2 separate regions of the Homo sapiens genome follow, and region 1 is linked to region 2. A link is a loop called in an ENCODE intact Hi-C map of the cell type or tissue named here. Cell type or tissue: heart left ventricle. All regions are shown on one strand. Each heading gives the region's core, and the rest is flanking DNA. Links, peaks and the distances in the headings are about the cores only. Region 1 has its middle 57 kb from the start of CCN6. Region 2 overlaps FYN (FYN proto-oncogene, Src family tyrosine kinase).

Region 1 (2,808 bases), core at 113-2,612, 290 kb before region 2:
CTTTGTGGGGACAATGGTTGTTGCTAAAAGAAACTAGGACAAGTCTAATAGAAATTGTATAAAGGGTATTCACATGTAATATACTTCTTGCTTCTGATGTGTACATTTTCATAACTCTGAAAATGTCTCTGTAAGTTTGTGTATTGATAGGGCACGTGGATTAGGCCCTGAGAGTTAAGGCCCTTTAAGCAAATGCTTGGGTCCTTGATCTAATACTACTGGGAGGAGGAAGCACAGGTGAAATTGAGAAAGCCCCAAGCACCATTATGTGCTCATAGCTTAAAACACAACAGCAAAACATGGAGCATTTCTATGTTGAAGCTTGGTTAAAAGGCAACGGCAGGCCAAACCCAGTTATTACAGCAAATATGTACTGCAAATCTATCTGCCTTCAATTGGTTGAAGTTACAGGAAAATATATTCCCTCATTCCCTAACCCCCCAAACCCCTTGCAAAACACATCCCACAAATTCCCATCCCCAACAGCAAAGTCATGGGCCATGAACTGCGATGTTAGCCTTTCTCTAAAGAATCTGCTCCTGGCTCCTGACAGAGTTTGGAAGTCATCCTCTGGCCCCATTCTTCGCTGGGAATGAGCGCCATCAGCCTGTGCACACACTTGGCCTGCACATCACCCTGGAGACTCAGAACCTGGCTTCAGAAGAGTGGGAGGGGCAGAAGACGGAAGCAGAAAGCAGGGGCGAGGGCAAGAACCCCCTGGAGCTGATTGCTGCTCTGTGAACGCACCAAGGTCAGGGGAAGGAAATCTTCAATAGTCGACAGCCTCAGGTAGAAATGGAGAGCTGGCCACCTCTAGGGAGCGGCTGTCAGTGAAGAAGGGTGAGCGGGAACCCCTGACCTCCTCACAGCGCCCGGAGACATTGCTCTTCTCTCCTACTCTCCTGTCCGCTATTTCAACCACACACACACACACACACACACACCCTGCAGTAAAAGAGTTGATGCTTTCCTATGGGAACTCTCTGGTTGAAATCCTAAAGGCAAGTGAAAGGGCTTTTTAAAACCAATCCCAATGATCCGTTTGAGGGAAAAGAAATAAGGCAATGTTTGGAATAGCATCTCCAGCACTGATGGGAGTAAGTGGTACCAATGAAGTGAAATCCTCAGCTGTCAGTCCTGGGCTTCTCTACCAGGGGAAACAATGAGAAATGTTTTTTGTTACCTCGCCTTTGTTCGTTGGAAATTTGATCAGAATTCCCATGTCTGCTATTTTCCTTCTGTACGCTTAACCAAATGCAAAGTCTCAGGCTCACGCTAGAGGTCGCTGTTGATCACATCCGAACCTCACCTCCCAACGCAGGCAGGAGAGGCAGGCTCACCGCCGCACGTCTTCACTGCAGTGGGAACAGCCTGCAGGCTTTGGTGGCAGGAAGATCAGTTTGGCCACACCCGGTTCAGGTACAGCGCATCGGCCTGCGAGGACGTTGCTTTTTATTTCACAGACAAAAGTATAAAACGAGGATAAAGCAGATAATTAAAGGTGCTTCAAATTAATTTGAATTTTTTTAAGTACTGCATAATTTATGACGTTTCAACACTTCCCTTCCCCTCCCTGTCTGACCCCCCAACCATATCACTTCTTCCCCCACTTCCATTAAGCAGTTTGAGGAGTGTACAATATGAAGGACTTGAATAAAAGCCCAGGCTTAAATATGGACCATACCTGCAGTTAGCCGCTATCACTGACACCACTGGGCTTGTATCCTTCCCAGCTGGTTCTACGCCCAGAATATAAAACAGCTAAGAAATAAAATGACAAGACAACAGGGCCGATAACATTGTAAGCAATTACAGCCTCTCTTGATGCTGAGAATCCTAAAGACGCCACCCAAAAAGCAGTATTCTAATCGAAGGCCATTATTAATGAACCAGATCTCTGCTTGGCTGACTCCTATTCTTCCTCTCCTAATTATATTCATCTGCTCCTTCTTTGGTCCTAACTTTGGAAATTGCTTTCAGCACAGACCAATCCCAAAGGCGAGCTGGAAGCCAGAGCTGAAATAAAAGTCGGCGGTATTATCATTTTGAGGCAAGTCACGAAGTATTTATTGTTTGCTGCATTTCCACTTCTGCCCTTGACTCTAGACCCAAAGTAGAATTGCAGTGGTGATGCAGTGACATCATACACGCAGACACCGGTGCAAAGCAGTGTCTCATTCAACATTAAGATTGTGGCACTGACGGCAAGGCTTAGAAAAATTCCCAAAAGATAGGGTCCAGAGCACTGGTGTCAACTAAAAAAGGTTTATTGGTAAAGAGTGTGGCTTTGACAACCCCCGACATGGGAAGAGAGCAGAGGCTGCAACAGCCTAGCAGGGGCCAGGATGCAGCCACGACCGTGGCTTCTGTGAGGAGGCTTATTACATGAAAGCAGCCGAGAACTTATTACGAGAGGCAGCCTACACTTGGGTCCCAGGCGGAGGTGCTGTCACTGAGTAGGATGAGAGGAAAGGAACCTCTAACAGTGTTATAGCAGGAGGGACATGGCATAGGTGTAGTTTAGAGGGAAGGAATCTGACTGTACATATTTATTTATTTATTTATTTAGAAGGAGTCTCTCTCTCTTGCCCAGGGTGGAGGGCAGTGGTGCGATCTCAGCTCACTGCAACCTTTGCCTCCCAGGTGCAAACTTTGCCTCCCAGATTCAACCTGGGAGGTACAACCTCAGCCTCCCAAGTAGCTGGGATTACAGGCACCCACCACCGTGCCTGGCCTAACTTTTGTATTTTTAATAGAGGGGTGTTTCACCATGTTGCCCAGGCTGGTCTTGAATTGCCGACCTCAGGT
Region 2 (2,808 bases), core at 162-2,661:
CATACACCGTGGGATGTGCATGTATGTATGTACCCAGAGGCGGTGTTCCTGCTACCCAGCAAGGGGCAAAGGTGCTTCATTGACCCGTTGTAAGTGCTCAGTGTCATGTATTAGGACATTATTAAATTTGAACCCCTTTTGCAAAGTATTTAAGTTCATCCATTTTATTCCTTGTTTTCACATTTCAAGACTAGTCGTTTACCATCTACGAACAGTGACTCTTTAAAATGTAATACATGTTTTACACAGAGTGGAGTATTGGTCACAGCTGAGGGTAGGTTTGTTGTTTTTTTTTTCCTATTGTGATAAAAAGAAATCCTGGTTTAGAGCCCCACCCAAGCATTTGATAAAATTGTTACCGACATAAAATGCTACACTACTGAGCAGATCAAGGCTGACTTCTGTTGGCAAATAACTACTCCCTGGCTCCAAGGCTCTAGGGCTCCCAGCTCCGGGGCCCACAAGCCTACGAGCAACTTTGGGGTTTGGGGGTAGACACTTTTCTTGGTGTGGGGTGTGGTGGGGGCACAGAATCTTTTAGCAAGTCTTTAAATCAGAGGAACAGAGACAGCTGTTATAAAACCTTAAAAGCCATTCTAAACCAGCGCCAGGCTTTAAATCATATATTTGAATTAGAGCAAGATAACAAAGAATATCTCACCAAGTGCAAACTGAAAAATCTGAACTATAAGAACCGTTTAAAGAAATACAGCTTTAACAATGCTAATTACCCACAGTAACTCAAGAAATAAAAGATAACATAGTAGAGATCCTATTTTCCTAAATCAACATGAATATAGAGTATATCTATTTATAGGTGAATTGGTGCTTCTAGTGTATCAAAAAGATGACTTAATTCACTCGCTCAACGGCTCTCAATGAATATTTTGAGTCTGTACCAGCCTCTCTAGGCTCAACATGTGAGGTTTACTACATAATAAACATTGAATCTTTGTCACTTTATGTCTCCTTTGATGAAGAAGATGACCCTAGAAAGCCTAGAAAAAGAGAAATCAAGGATTTTATCTTTCTCATGAGTAGCTGAAAACCCTTGTGAGATTAATAGGGTCAAGTGAGAAAATCATGAATTCCTGATTCATGACTTCAGAATGAGCTGATAATTGCATTCTGATCTGTGCTACACTATTTAGGTACCTAGACCAAAATGAGATAGTTAATGCTAGATTTGAATTGGAAATGACTTCATTAATGCCAGATCACCTGAATAAGGCTGGGCTTGTCCCAACCTGCAGCAAAATGTATTGGCTTCCCGCCCCTATTGACAGTCTCAGATACCCTAAAATTGATGCTAGCCATTTTTTTCTTAATTTAATTCAATTAGAACTAACTTGATGAAGGTTATCTTGCATTAAAAAACAATAAGCCTCTGCTACAAGCACTTAATTTTTTCCTCGCCATTTTGGAGCATTTCCCAGGCTGGGCGGGAGAGGGTGGAGGGGGAGGAGCTGGGTATTGTTATTTTTAATGATGAAATGTCTCCATCTAGTGGAACTTCAGAGCAGTAAACCTTGTCACTATATTAAAGTGAAGATTATGTCTCCAAAGCCATTTTCCTTAAACACATACAGTGTTTAAAGAAAAAAATAAACTTCCACATATGTTCTTAGATGATATCCTTACAACTGTATGTATTCCTTTTGGAAGGCATAGAAATGAGACCAGTACAAACTGTTAACATTTTTAATGTCATGATTTGAACCTCAAAGAGAGGGGTGCTTACAATAGGGGAGCAGCACAGTGCAGATCCCACCCAGTTGGTAACGATCTAGCTCTTAAGTTGGGCAGTGGGTTCACGGGGTTCATATATACTGTACCTATATTCTTCAGTATGTATAAATATTTCCTAACAAAGATCTAGACATGAACTAAATTTAAGATTATGAATAAATCTAGACATGAACTAAATTTTATGAATAAAGAACTTTCTGAATATGAGTACTGTACTTTTGCTGGATTTGTAATAGGGTAAAAAGGAGAGATTAGGAAACTAAATTAAAGCATAAGGTTTTAAAAACCTTTGCTGGCACCTTGGTTTTTTTTGTGGGCTATTCTGTTACTTATGCCACCAAACATTTTCCCACAGCAGCACCCCCAGCACATGCTGGCTGGTCACCTTTGTTCTGTTGCTCTATTAAATCCTATCTGGAGGCGTTGCTCACTGCTCACCTTGCTCAGAGAGTCCAGCTTTAGAGAGCGGCCTCTGGAGTAATGCTTGAGTTTAATGTGGAGGCTGATTATTCTCTACCTGATTAAATCTGTCTGGGGAGCATCTTTACCATGGCCAGAAGCTAACACATTTTTTTTTTCCCCTGGCTGAAAGCTTTGACACAGAACTCAGCCAAAAGAACGATTTTTTTTTAAAATGCCTGAAGTTTTGCTTGCTGCCTCCAAGGACCAAAAAAGGAGGAAAAGAAGGTCCTGAGCCCCAGGAGATCAGATTTGCTGGGAGGTCTGATTTGCTTGAGGGCAATCATGTCGTTGACTGCAGGCTGGTGGAAGGTTCTGCAGATACTCAGTGGATGTCAGAGCCGCAGCGCCACATCCATGGCCTCCCCGATGTTAATGGGAAGAGGTACACACTCCATTCCTGCTCTTCATCACAGGTAGCCCTGTTTGAATCTAAGCAGATGAATTTGAACTGCTTAATGTACTCACTGGCTTTAAGATGAGAGTAGCTACAAGATCCCCTTTCACCTCCTCTGAGAGCTCCCCAGATTGATACCACACTGCTGTGCTGTGGCATGGAGCCTAAGGCAGTACAAAGTGGCGTGACTAAAAATCTCACTC

The links. Hi-C counts contacts between places; a loop is a spot of excess contacts. Peaks named below come from ENCODE experiments on the same cell type or tissue, not always from the same donor. Only the 100,000 strongest peaks of a DNase experiment are listed, where the experiment ranks them.
Region 1: a loop joins it to region 2, with 9 times the contacts of the local background. A loop is called at or near these places in 103 of 110 quality-filtered maps.

What each region holds. Positions count from the first base shown.
Region 1 is chr6:111,995,797-111,998,604 of GRCh38, reverse strand. No RefSeq gene overlaps it. Among named protein-coding and RNA genes, the nearest start is that of CCN6, 57 kb to the left of the region's middle. In heart left ventricle, for the core only: a CTCF peak has its summit at 1,284; a DNase peak (open chromatin) is centred at 1,324; H3K4me3 peaks cover 656 bases; H3K27ac peaks cover 857 bases.
Region 2 is chr6:111,708,763-111,711,570 of GRCh38, reverse strand. All of the region lies in intron 5 of FYN (FYN proto-oncogene, Src family tyrosine kinase), which reads left to right. Among named protein-coding and RNA genes, the nearest start is that of TRAF3IP2, 100 kb to the right of the region's middle. RefSeq lists an enhancer at 1,212-1,341. In heart left ventricle, for the core only: a CTCF peak has its summit at 1,516 (motif pointing left); a DNase peak (open chromatin) is centred at 1,440; H3K27ac peaks cover 853 bases.